Regions from separate parts of the Homo sapiens genome. Here region 1 is linked to region 2. Evidence: chromatin loops called from intact Hi-C (ENCODE). Cell type or tissue: GM12878. All regions are shown on one strand. Region 1 overlaps B4GALT5 (beta-1,4-galactosyltransferase 5). Region 2 has its middle 52 kb from the start of PTGIS.

Evidence for each region. A loop is a pair of places that touch in the nucleus more often than their neighbours do. Peaks named below come from ENCODE experiments on the same cell type or tissue, not always from the same donor. Only the 100,000 strongest peaks of a DNase experiment are listed, where the experiment ranks them.
Region 1: it touches region 2 in a loop (4-fold over the local background); 14 of 110 quality-filtered maps call a loop at or near these places.

Annotation. Positions count from the first base shown.
Region 1 is chr20:49,672,731-49,677,730 of GRCh38, forward strand. The region is part of intron 1 of B4GALT5 (beta-1,4-galactosyltransferase 5); the gene reads right to left. Among named protein-coding and RNA genes, the nearest start is that of B4GALT5, 39 kb to the right of the region's middle. RefSeq lists an enhancer at 3,868-3,947. In GM12878, no CTCF peak of the experiment used is centred here; DNase peaks (open chromatin) are centred at 3,121 and 4,421; H3K4me3 peaks cover 2,381 bases; H3K27ac peaks cover 3,377 bases.
Region 2 is chr20:49,618,108-49,623,107 of GRCh38, forward strand. No RefSeq gene overlaps it. Among named protein-coding and RNA genes, the nearest start is that of PTGIS, 52 kb to the left of the region's middle. RefSeq lists a silencer at 2,540-2,589 and an enhancer at 2,720-2,789. In GM12878, no CTCF peak of the experiment used is centred here; a DNase peak (open chromatin) is centred at 2,514; H3K4me3 peaks cover 785 bases; H3K27ac peaks cover 1,619 bases.

The sequences.
Region 1 (5,000 bases), 55 kb after region 2:
CTCACACCTATAATCCAAGCCCTTTGAGAAGCCAAGGTGGGTGGCTTGGCCTCGACCTCCGCAAAGGCTTGGATTTAAAAAAGAAAACAAACCAGAAAAAAAACAAACAAAAAACAAATCTTGTAAGGCTACACTTTGGAAAGAAAATCAAAAACAAATTCTTCCCACAGATCACATAACTGCAAAGGGGGAAACGTGCATTTACAATGGAGAGATCAGATAGGTACCACTTAACCAAGTGCCCAAACTGGGTTATCACCAACTAGAACAAACTAAGATTACCTTCTGAGTATTCTTGCCAAAAACTTTTAATTTAAATCGAATCAAGCTCTTAGACTTATCTTCTGGTTTACAAAAATACAGTGGATTGGCCAGGCGCAGTGGCTCACACCTGTAATCCCAGCACTTTGGGAAGCCGAGGCAGGCGGATCACAAGGTCAGGAGTTCGAGACCAGCCTGGCCAACATGGTGAAACCCCATCTCTACTAAAAATACAAAAATTAGCTGGGCGTGGTGGTGGATGCCTGTAATCCCAGCTACTCAGGAGGCTGAGACAGGAGAATCGCTTGAACCCAGGAGGCAGAGATTGCAGCAAGCCGAGATCGTGCCACTGCACCCCAGCCTGGGTGACAAAGAGAGACTCCAACTCAAAAAAAAAACAACCAGAAAACTAGGGAACACATCAAAGTGACACTAGGCAATTCCAGAATGTAGGACATGCAATAATACTGGCCTGAACTCTTTCTCAAAGAGTTACTACAATGAGCAGTGGATGGGGTGAGAAAGCTACTAAAGACTAACAGACATAACCAAATGTAATATGTTATTTTGGGGATGGGGGCAGCTACAAATAACATTCTGAGCACCACTGGATGAGGACTGGATATTAGAAAGTATTATGATCACTTCTCGGCCTTCTGGCTAAGATCAAGTATTGAAAAGATTATGAAAGTACTGTTAATTTTCTTAGATGCAATAATAGTACTTTGATTAAACAGGAGAATGTCATTTTTTAAAGAGATGTGTGCTGAAGTATTTAAAGGTTAACTGCCTGGATAATTATCAACAATTTAACGTGGCTCAGTGGAGAAAGCAGAGCCACAGTTCAAACAAAAAAAGCAAAATAGTGGTAACTGTTGACTCCAGATGGAAGATAATGCTTTTATTGTGTTATTCTTGCAACTTTTCTGTAAGTTTGAATTTTTTCATAATAAAAAGTTCTGGGGGCCAGGCATGGTGGTTCACGCCTGTAATCCCACCACTTTGGGAGGCCGAGGTGGGCGGATCACGAGGTCAGGAGATTTAGACCATCCTGGCTAACACAGTGAAATCCCATCTCTATTAAAAATACAAAAAAAAAAAAAAAAAAAAAAAAATTAGCCAGGTGTGGTGGCAGGTGCCTGTAGTCCCAGCTACTCGGGAGGCTGAGGCAGAGCTTGCAGTGAGCCGAGACTGTGTCACTGCACTCCAGCCTGGGCGACAGAGCAAGACTCCATCTCAAAAAAAAAAAAAAAAAAGATGTGGGAAAAGTTTGGTTTGGGATGTATCTAGATTGCCAACTAAACCTAAATCAAAGTATACTAATATTAAAAATCCTGTAAATGGGCCAGGAATTGTTACAGAGGGAATAAAGACCCTAGCAATGTTCACATAAGAAGTTAAAGCACTGCGGGGTTTTTCTATGCCCGTAAAGTATTCTTTAGTCTTTGGAATCAAGAACTGCATTTAGGGTCGGGTGTGGTGGCTCATGCCTGTAATCCCAACACTTTGGAATTACAAAATCCCAGGAATTAGTAACTTTTTTTAGTGAGTCTGCAAATGTTACTGAATAAGCCAGCCGCAGGACTGCTCATGGAAGGGGAAGGGAGGCACAGGAGACCGAGGTGGGAGGATCACTTGAGCCCAGTAGTTACAGAGACCAGACCAGCCTGGGAAACATAGCGAGACCCCATCCCTATTAAAAAAAAAAAAGAAGAAGAAGAAGAAAAAGAATTGCATTTAGTCTTTACCTATAACGTCCTATAATGTCATAGGTGAACTAAAAGAAATGATAAATATATCCTCCTGTTGTCTCTCAATGGCTTTCCACCACTTTCAAGGTCCAAATTCCTCATGCTTAGTATGACTCAGAAAAGTCCATAAAACCTGGCTCCTGCCTCTGGAATTTCAGTTCTTGCCACTCCCAACTCTACCCACAATGGACAGTTCTCTGGAACCTGCTAAGATCTCAGACAATGCTGCTCCTACTGGCTAGGTGCAAAGACACAAAAACTAAGATTTCAAAAGCAAAAAATCCCGGGAAAAATAATCTATCACAACAAAAGCATGAGCTCAGGAAGAAAAGGGAGTGGAGGGGATAAGAGCAGGGGAGGGGGACCAAACCCAACTTTGCCTCCCTTCCCCTTCCACGAGCAGCCTGGTGGCTGGCTTGTTCCGTGTGTTCAGTAACATTTGCAAGGACCAAAAAAATCACTAATTCCTAAGATTGCTGTTACTCTCAAACAAAAGTCAATTCCCAAGCCCACACACCCCACAGTCAAGCTGAGAGTTAAAACTCAGAAAACTCAAAGGCCTTAGGATACTGACCCTATGCTGGCAACCACATAGCTCAGAAATGCAACAAATATTAAATTATGGTGTCCTGTAATGGATTTACACTTTACTTTTAAATATTAACAAGACGGCCACAGGGAGTAAGTTTATCAAGGGATAAGAATCCTAACAGTACCTCCTAGTTCACTCAGAGGCCAATTAACATTTCCCACCACGCCCAACAACAAGGCTCCTGGGGGTGTTCAAAGTTGCTTATGACCCTGTGGAGCTATCAGCAGGTACCTCTGCCCCAGAACCTATTATGAGCAATGCACTAGGGGCTCGGTGCACAAGGAAACACCTGAACTACAACTACCCAAGCAAATATCATATCTTTGTAGGTTGTCGGGTTTCTTCAGCTGTCTGAAGATACAAAACCTCATGTGACTGTTTGATTTTTAGTCTCTTCTCACCTTGGTCTTCCTTTCTCACAGTTATTTTTAAAATCAGCAACTGGCTAATATTTGAAAACTGTCAGTAGCCAACTGTCCGTTTCACAATTAGATCACTGTTCAAAAGGAGCAGAATTTTCAACTCTAGACTTTAGTTCAACAAGCTAGCAAATCATTACAGGAATGAGTGACTTCATCTTTACAGCTGGGTCGCTGCACTATGAGGCTACACTAAAATATACCTAATTGTTGAATTCCAACATGTCTGTAGGCCCTCCCCGCATCTTCAAGGTTAGAGTTTTTATTATTGCATCCTCCCCCAACCCAACCCCCCCAGACAAAGCTTGGCATTTTCGGAATCCCTACTCATAAAGTGACTCAGTCCACCGATGGGCCAACTGACAAATCCTTAAGGGATTAAGATATTACCAGGTAAAAAGTGACTTTTAAAAATGTACATAATACATATATATGTAGAGAGAGAGAGTGTGTGTGTGTGTGTTACAGGAAAGCTATTAACTATACTATGAATAAAACAAAATTTCACTGAAAATAAAAGTGATCAGGTAGCACTGACTACAACCTTCTAAATTCCCCCTAAATGAATCCACAGAAAGACTTTCTTGAAGGGTCTTTTGCTAATTTGCGGTTAGAACACAACACACTCAAGAAAATGATGCTCACAGCAGGACACTAATACTAAGTAATTTCTGAGATTATGTCTGCATTTGTGCTAAATAATTTATGCTAGGAGCAGAAATAAAAGCAGAGATGAAGTTAAGCTATTGATTGAAGACTGTGCTAACCCCATTAAAAATAAAGAGAGGTATGAATGTGTGCCTTCACAACTCAGCTCAGGATATACTTGCCAACTGAGCTCTTCCTTCCGTAAGAAGGCCCATTGCTCTTGGCTACTGCGCAGGGGCTATGAAGGCCCCATGGTTCTAGGACTAGAGCAGATGCGTACAAACTCCCTAAAGTCACAGGAAGGAAGGGGAGGCACAACTGGAGAGAAGTTGGTGAACTGCCTCTCTGGCCCATAGGGGCATGAGGGCGGGGGGCACAGAATAAAACCATAAAGCAATAATTTTCACTATTTAAAAGAACAAGTCTAAATGGCACACATCCTCTGTGTCTAAGATGACTAGCACTGCTGTTTTTTGATGAGTCATCAAGGGCAGTCATGCTGAAAAGCAGGGATACTTCTGTATTCCACCTATGTAATCATTCCAAAATTATGGGATTGGAACATTACAATACCTATGATGTATGTCCTTATATTTGTATGTGTTTGTGTGCTTACCCTTAAGTGGTGTTTTTTGTTTTGTTTTGTTTTTGCTGACTTCTTTGTTCTAGGGGGTATTTCTGCAGCCTTCTCAGAAAAACCTCAGGGTATTAGAGAAGGTACAACTTGCTAATGGCATCTGGTGAGCATGGGCTGGAAGGGGAACCACCGGGAAACACAGTTGTCAATAACCACACCCGCTATGGTGCAAACATGACCCACATACAAACTGAAGTACAAGTACAACCCCTCCCAAAAGTCTAGCCCTAAGATAATAGCACAGAAACTAAGCCTAACAAGGTGCTTGGAACCTCTTCCTACCTGCACCAACCACCCTCTGCACACCATCCCCAGCAAGACCCCCTGCCTCCAACTCCCCTAAAGCAGCATTTCCAGGATAGCACTATTCTTTAATCCACTGACAACTTTGGCACTGGCTAAGGCTTACTATTTTTATCCCCTTTCACACCATTCTCTGAGCAGAAATGCTAGGTGCAAACATTTGTTGGTAATTATGTTAAAGTAAGTCTTCTTAAGAACAAATGGTAAAATGAATACATGAAAACTTTGCAATCTATTTTTGAAGAATTGTCTGCAAAAAGAGTGGAAATTGAGTTTTTCTTACGCAGCTGAAAGGATAAAACAAAAATTACATATAATCAGAACACAATATAAAATAAGGATCGTACTCCCCCAAAATTACATCTGTATTTGGCTGTGAGAGGTGAAAT
Region 2 (5,000 bases):
TCCAGGGCTCTGGACTTGAATGTCGAGTTACCTACTTGAAATATCCTAAAAACACAGCCTGGTTCCCCACAAAGACTTATTTCATTCCTCCTTCCTTATCTCCGCACTCTCCAGTCTTTGTTCCTCAGTGACACCACCCTGTAGCTCAAGCATCAAAGTGACGTATCATTCTCAAGTCCTCTGTTTCCCTCCCACCACCTCCAAAATTTGTCCTGAGTTTTCCATTTCTCTGTAACCCCATGGCCACCACCCTGGTCCAGGCTGCTACCGTCCTCACCCTTGACCTCCTTGCTGTTTCTTTTTGGGGTTTTTTTTTTTTTTTTTTTTTTTTTGCTGCTACATTTGCTTCCCATGCTGCCGGGGGAACTTTCAGAAACATAAATCAAAACATGTCACTTGCCTGCTGGAAACCTTCCAGTGGCCTCTGGCTGCCTTTCCAAAGACTCCCAAGTCCTCACATTGGCCTACAAGGCCCCATCTTCTTCTCCAGCCTTCCCTCCTCCCTTCCTATTCAGCCACATTGGCTTCCTTTCATGTTCTCCAGCAAGCCAAGTTCTTTCCTGCCTAGGGGCCTTTGCACTTGCTGTTTCTTCTGTCTGTAACTCTCTTCCTTCTGCTCTTCCTATAACTGCCTCTTTCTCTTCTTTTAAAGCCCAGCTCAACCATCACCTTTCCAGAGATCACTTCCCTGATCATCTAATTGAAGGACCTCACCCTTCACCCTGGTCACTCTCAACCCTATCATCCTGTTTATTCCCTTCATAACTCAGCAATGTCGGGAGCTCACTTACTTGTTGACTTGTTTATTGTCTATCCACCTCTCTTCCCCAGAATGTTGGTCCCATGAAGGCAGGGATTTAATATCTTTCTTATTCAGTGCATTAGATGGAAACCAGGTACACACAGCACAGTGCCTGGCACATAGAAAATGCTCAATAAATATTGGATGGATGGATGGATGGATGAGATGGATGAATGAATGGATGGGATGGATGGGATGGATGGATGATAGATGGATGGGATGAATGGATGGATGTGATAAATGGATGGTTGAGATGAACCGATGGATGAATGGATGGGTGGATGGGTAATGAATAGCTGGAATGGGTAGTTGGATAGATGGATGATGGATGGGTGGATGAGATGGATGGATAGATGGATGATGAGGGATGGATGGATGAGATGGATGGATAGATGGGATGGATGGATGGGATGAATGGATGGATGAAATGGAGGGATGAATGAATGAGATGGATAGGAGGGATGAATGAATGGGATGGATAGGATGGATGAATAGATGGATGAATAGGTGGATGGATGAATGGGTGGGTGGGGGATGGATGGATAGGGTGAATGGATGGATGGATGAATGGATAGTTGGATCGATGGATGGATGGATGGATGAATGAGATGGATGGGATGGATGGATGAATGAGTGGGATGGATGAGATGGATGGATGGATGAATGGATGTGTGGGTGGGGGATGGATGGTTGGGATGGATGAATGGATGAGATGAATGGATGGATGAGTGGATGACATGGATGGATGGATAGATGGATGGGATGGATGGATGGATGGATGAGTGGATGGGATGGATGGGTGGATGAATGGATGGATGGATGGATGGATGGGATGGATGGATGGAAGGACGGATGGGTGGGTAATGGATAGATGGGATGGGTGGATGGATAAATGGATGGATGGAATGGATGGATGGATGGATGGATGAGTGGATAGGATAGATGGCTGGATGGATGGATGGATGAGTGGATAGGATAGATGGCTGGATGGATGGATGGATGGGATGGATGGATGGATGGATGGACGGATGAGTGGGTAATGGATAGATAGGATGGATGGATGGATGAGAGGATGGGATGGATGGGATAGATGGATGGATGGGGGATGGATGGATGGATATGCAACCAGATAAACAAACCTAAAGTACACCTTTAATCATGCCACTCTCCTTCTCCAGAACCTAACTTGGCTGCCCACTGCCTATGGAATAGACAGCAAACTCTCCTCTGGGACATTCAAAGCGTTCTGAACTGATTCCAAAGTGGGGGTGCAGTGAGTGATAAGTGAGAAGATAAGTCATTCATACTGAAGCATTAGGAAGTGGATCAGTTAACCATCTCTCTCCTTGATCTGGGCATGAGCCATTTGAGGGCAGGGTCATCTTCATCTCTCTGTCTAGACATTGAGCCCTTGGTCAGCAACATCAGAGATGTCTGATGAATAAATACATGACTGAGTGAGCGAGTGAGCAAGTGAAAGCAGCCCCACTCTGCCCCAAAAAGCCAGCAAGCGAAAAGCAGGAAGCTTCAGACCCAGAGGGCTGAACAGTTCAAATTTAGAATAGGAGAGCAGTTTCACTGTTTCAGGTCACTGCTCCTGGCCAAGGTTTCAAAAGTATGTAAAGCTGGGGCTCTGCAGCAACAGGAAAATTGAAACTTACCAGAAACTAGACTGGCAGTGTCTCTCGGGAGGGACTGATTTGAATGCCAATGACCTGATCCTCCAATTATAAGAGCAGCACAGTGTCAGACTAAAAAGCACACTCCCACGTAATTGCAACCAAAGCCACAAAGACTCCCACAACTAAGAGTGGCACTTCTTCAGTGTCCCGTCCTGCTGACACACTTTTGGTTTTTGCAGACCTTGGGCCCTTCCATTGTGACTCTTGGTTTGCAGGTGGAAGAGGAGCAGAGCTGTGAAGAGGAGAGCTTGGGGTCACCTCAGCTCTGCCAGAGGTTCTGTGACCTGCCAGAGGCTCTGGGACCTTCCCTGAGTCATCATCTGTGGAGAAAGGACTTGCCACTGAGTGGTGTGTTCTACTTGTACCGCTCTTCTGATCGATCAGCGTCTTTGATTGGGTTCCCTGGGAAACAGACTCAGAGAGCTGGGCACGCAGGTGGTTTACTGGGGAGTGCTCTCACGCACAGCACCTGTGAAGGGGGTAGAGTGGTGTGGGGGGCAGTGATGTGGGGCTGGAATGCAGGCACACCAGAGGCCTCACCAGAGCTCAGAGGCTGGAACAGCCCTTCTGAGTTGCCTACATCAGGACCATGAAATGGGGTCCTTAGACCCCCATGTCAACCCGACGTTGGAGGTGGCCTGCCCCTATGGAGGAGGCAGTCTTAGGCAAGGCGATTCTCCTTGGCTGAAGGCGAATCCTGGAGCCTCTGTCCTGAAGGAGAATCCAGGTGGCAGACTACAATCTCCACTGAAGTCCACTCCTCTTCACTTCCACCGCCTGGAGCCAACCCATCACCTCTCATCTGGATGCAGCCTTAAGATCCTCCCCAGAGCTCAGCATTCATGCTTGGCCCTTCACCAACAGAGTCCAATCTGCACCAGGAACCCAAAGCCACAGGAGGTCTCCCAGCACAGAAATCAGATCACTTCACTTCACTGCTTGAAACCCTCAAATGGCCTCCCAGAACAAAACACACTCAGAATAAAATCCTGAGTGATCCCTGCCTCTGCCTATGACCTCTCCCTTCACTGTGCTTCAGCCCTTTCTCTCTCTCTCTCTTTTATAACAATCCATCATGACGTTCAATGTTCTCTTTTTCTTGAGACAGCAGCTGTGTTCCACCGCAGGGCCTTTGCTCTTGTTGTTCCCGCTGCCTGACGTTCTCTTCCCTCAGATCTTCCCATGGCTGACTCTACGTCCTTCAAGTTTCATCTGACACGTCACCTCCTCAGAGGGATATTCCCTGGTTATCCGATCTAAAGTGGTTCCACATTCCTCGCACGTTACCTTCCTTTTAAACCACTTCTCACTGTCTGAAACTATCTTATGACTTTACTAGTTGACTTCCTGTCTCCTTCCATCAGAATAAACTCCGTGGGGGTAGGAATCACATCTGCCTTGTTCAACTCTGTTACCTGCAGCCTCTAAACCAGAAACCAATGCGTTGTAGGTGTTATCTATTTGTTGAATGGCTTAATAATGATTTCATGATTCTGTCTCCTTACTTATTGCTAATCTTGCTCTTTTTACTGTTTGCCTTAATCAATCAGATTTGTCAGGATTTATCTGTCTTCAGGTGCTTTCTTTTTAAAGAACACCTTTTTCACTTTATTTATCACTTCTACTTTGTTTTTTCTATTTCATTAATTGCATAGTTTACCTTTAATTTCTTATTCCTATCCTTTTGGCTTCTTATATTTTCTATTTTCTTAAGTTAAATACTTAATCCACTTTGTTTTCAATTTTTAAAAATAATAGACGTCTTTAAGGCTATACATTTTCCTCTGTAGGCAGCATTAGCTATGTCTCACACACTTTGGTATGAACAGTGTCTGCTTTTTAAGACTCTAGATAAGTTTCCATGTTGGTTCTGATTTTCCTCTGATTCAGGGGCCATTTAGAAATAATAGCTATTTTTCAAGAAGTTAAAATTTTGAGGTTGCTTTTGATAATTTATTCTGAATTTTATTGGATTATGAAATGAGAATGTGGCTTGGAAACATCTCTACTTTGCAACTTCACTTTGCCATTTACAAACTCTCACTAGACCAGAGTTTCCTTGCTGAGCATGTTTCCTCATCTGTAAAGCGAGCACAATAAACAGTGGCTACAGATTTATGCCAGGTGTGGTGGCTCATGCCTGTAATCCCAGCACTTTGGGAGGCCAAGGCAGGTGGATCACTTGAGATCAGGATTTCGAGACCAGCTTGGCCAACGTGGTGAAACCTCATCTCTAGTAAAAATGCAAAAATTAGCCAGGCATGGTGGTGCACACCTGTAATCCCAGCTACTCAGGAGGCTGAAGCAGGAGACTCACTTGAACCTGGGAGGCAGAGGTTGCAGTGAGGTGAGATAGCACCATTGTACTCCAGCCTGGGCAACAGAGCGAGACTCCGTCTCAAAAAGGAAAAAAAAAAAAGAGTTTCTATGGCCACCTGGGATAGGAGGCTTTTCTTGAAGCCACTTTACCCTAATAAACCCATTGTCTTTACTTATGTTGTATTTATATCTGCAGC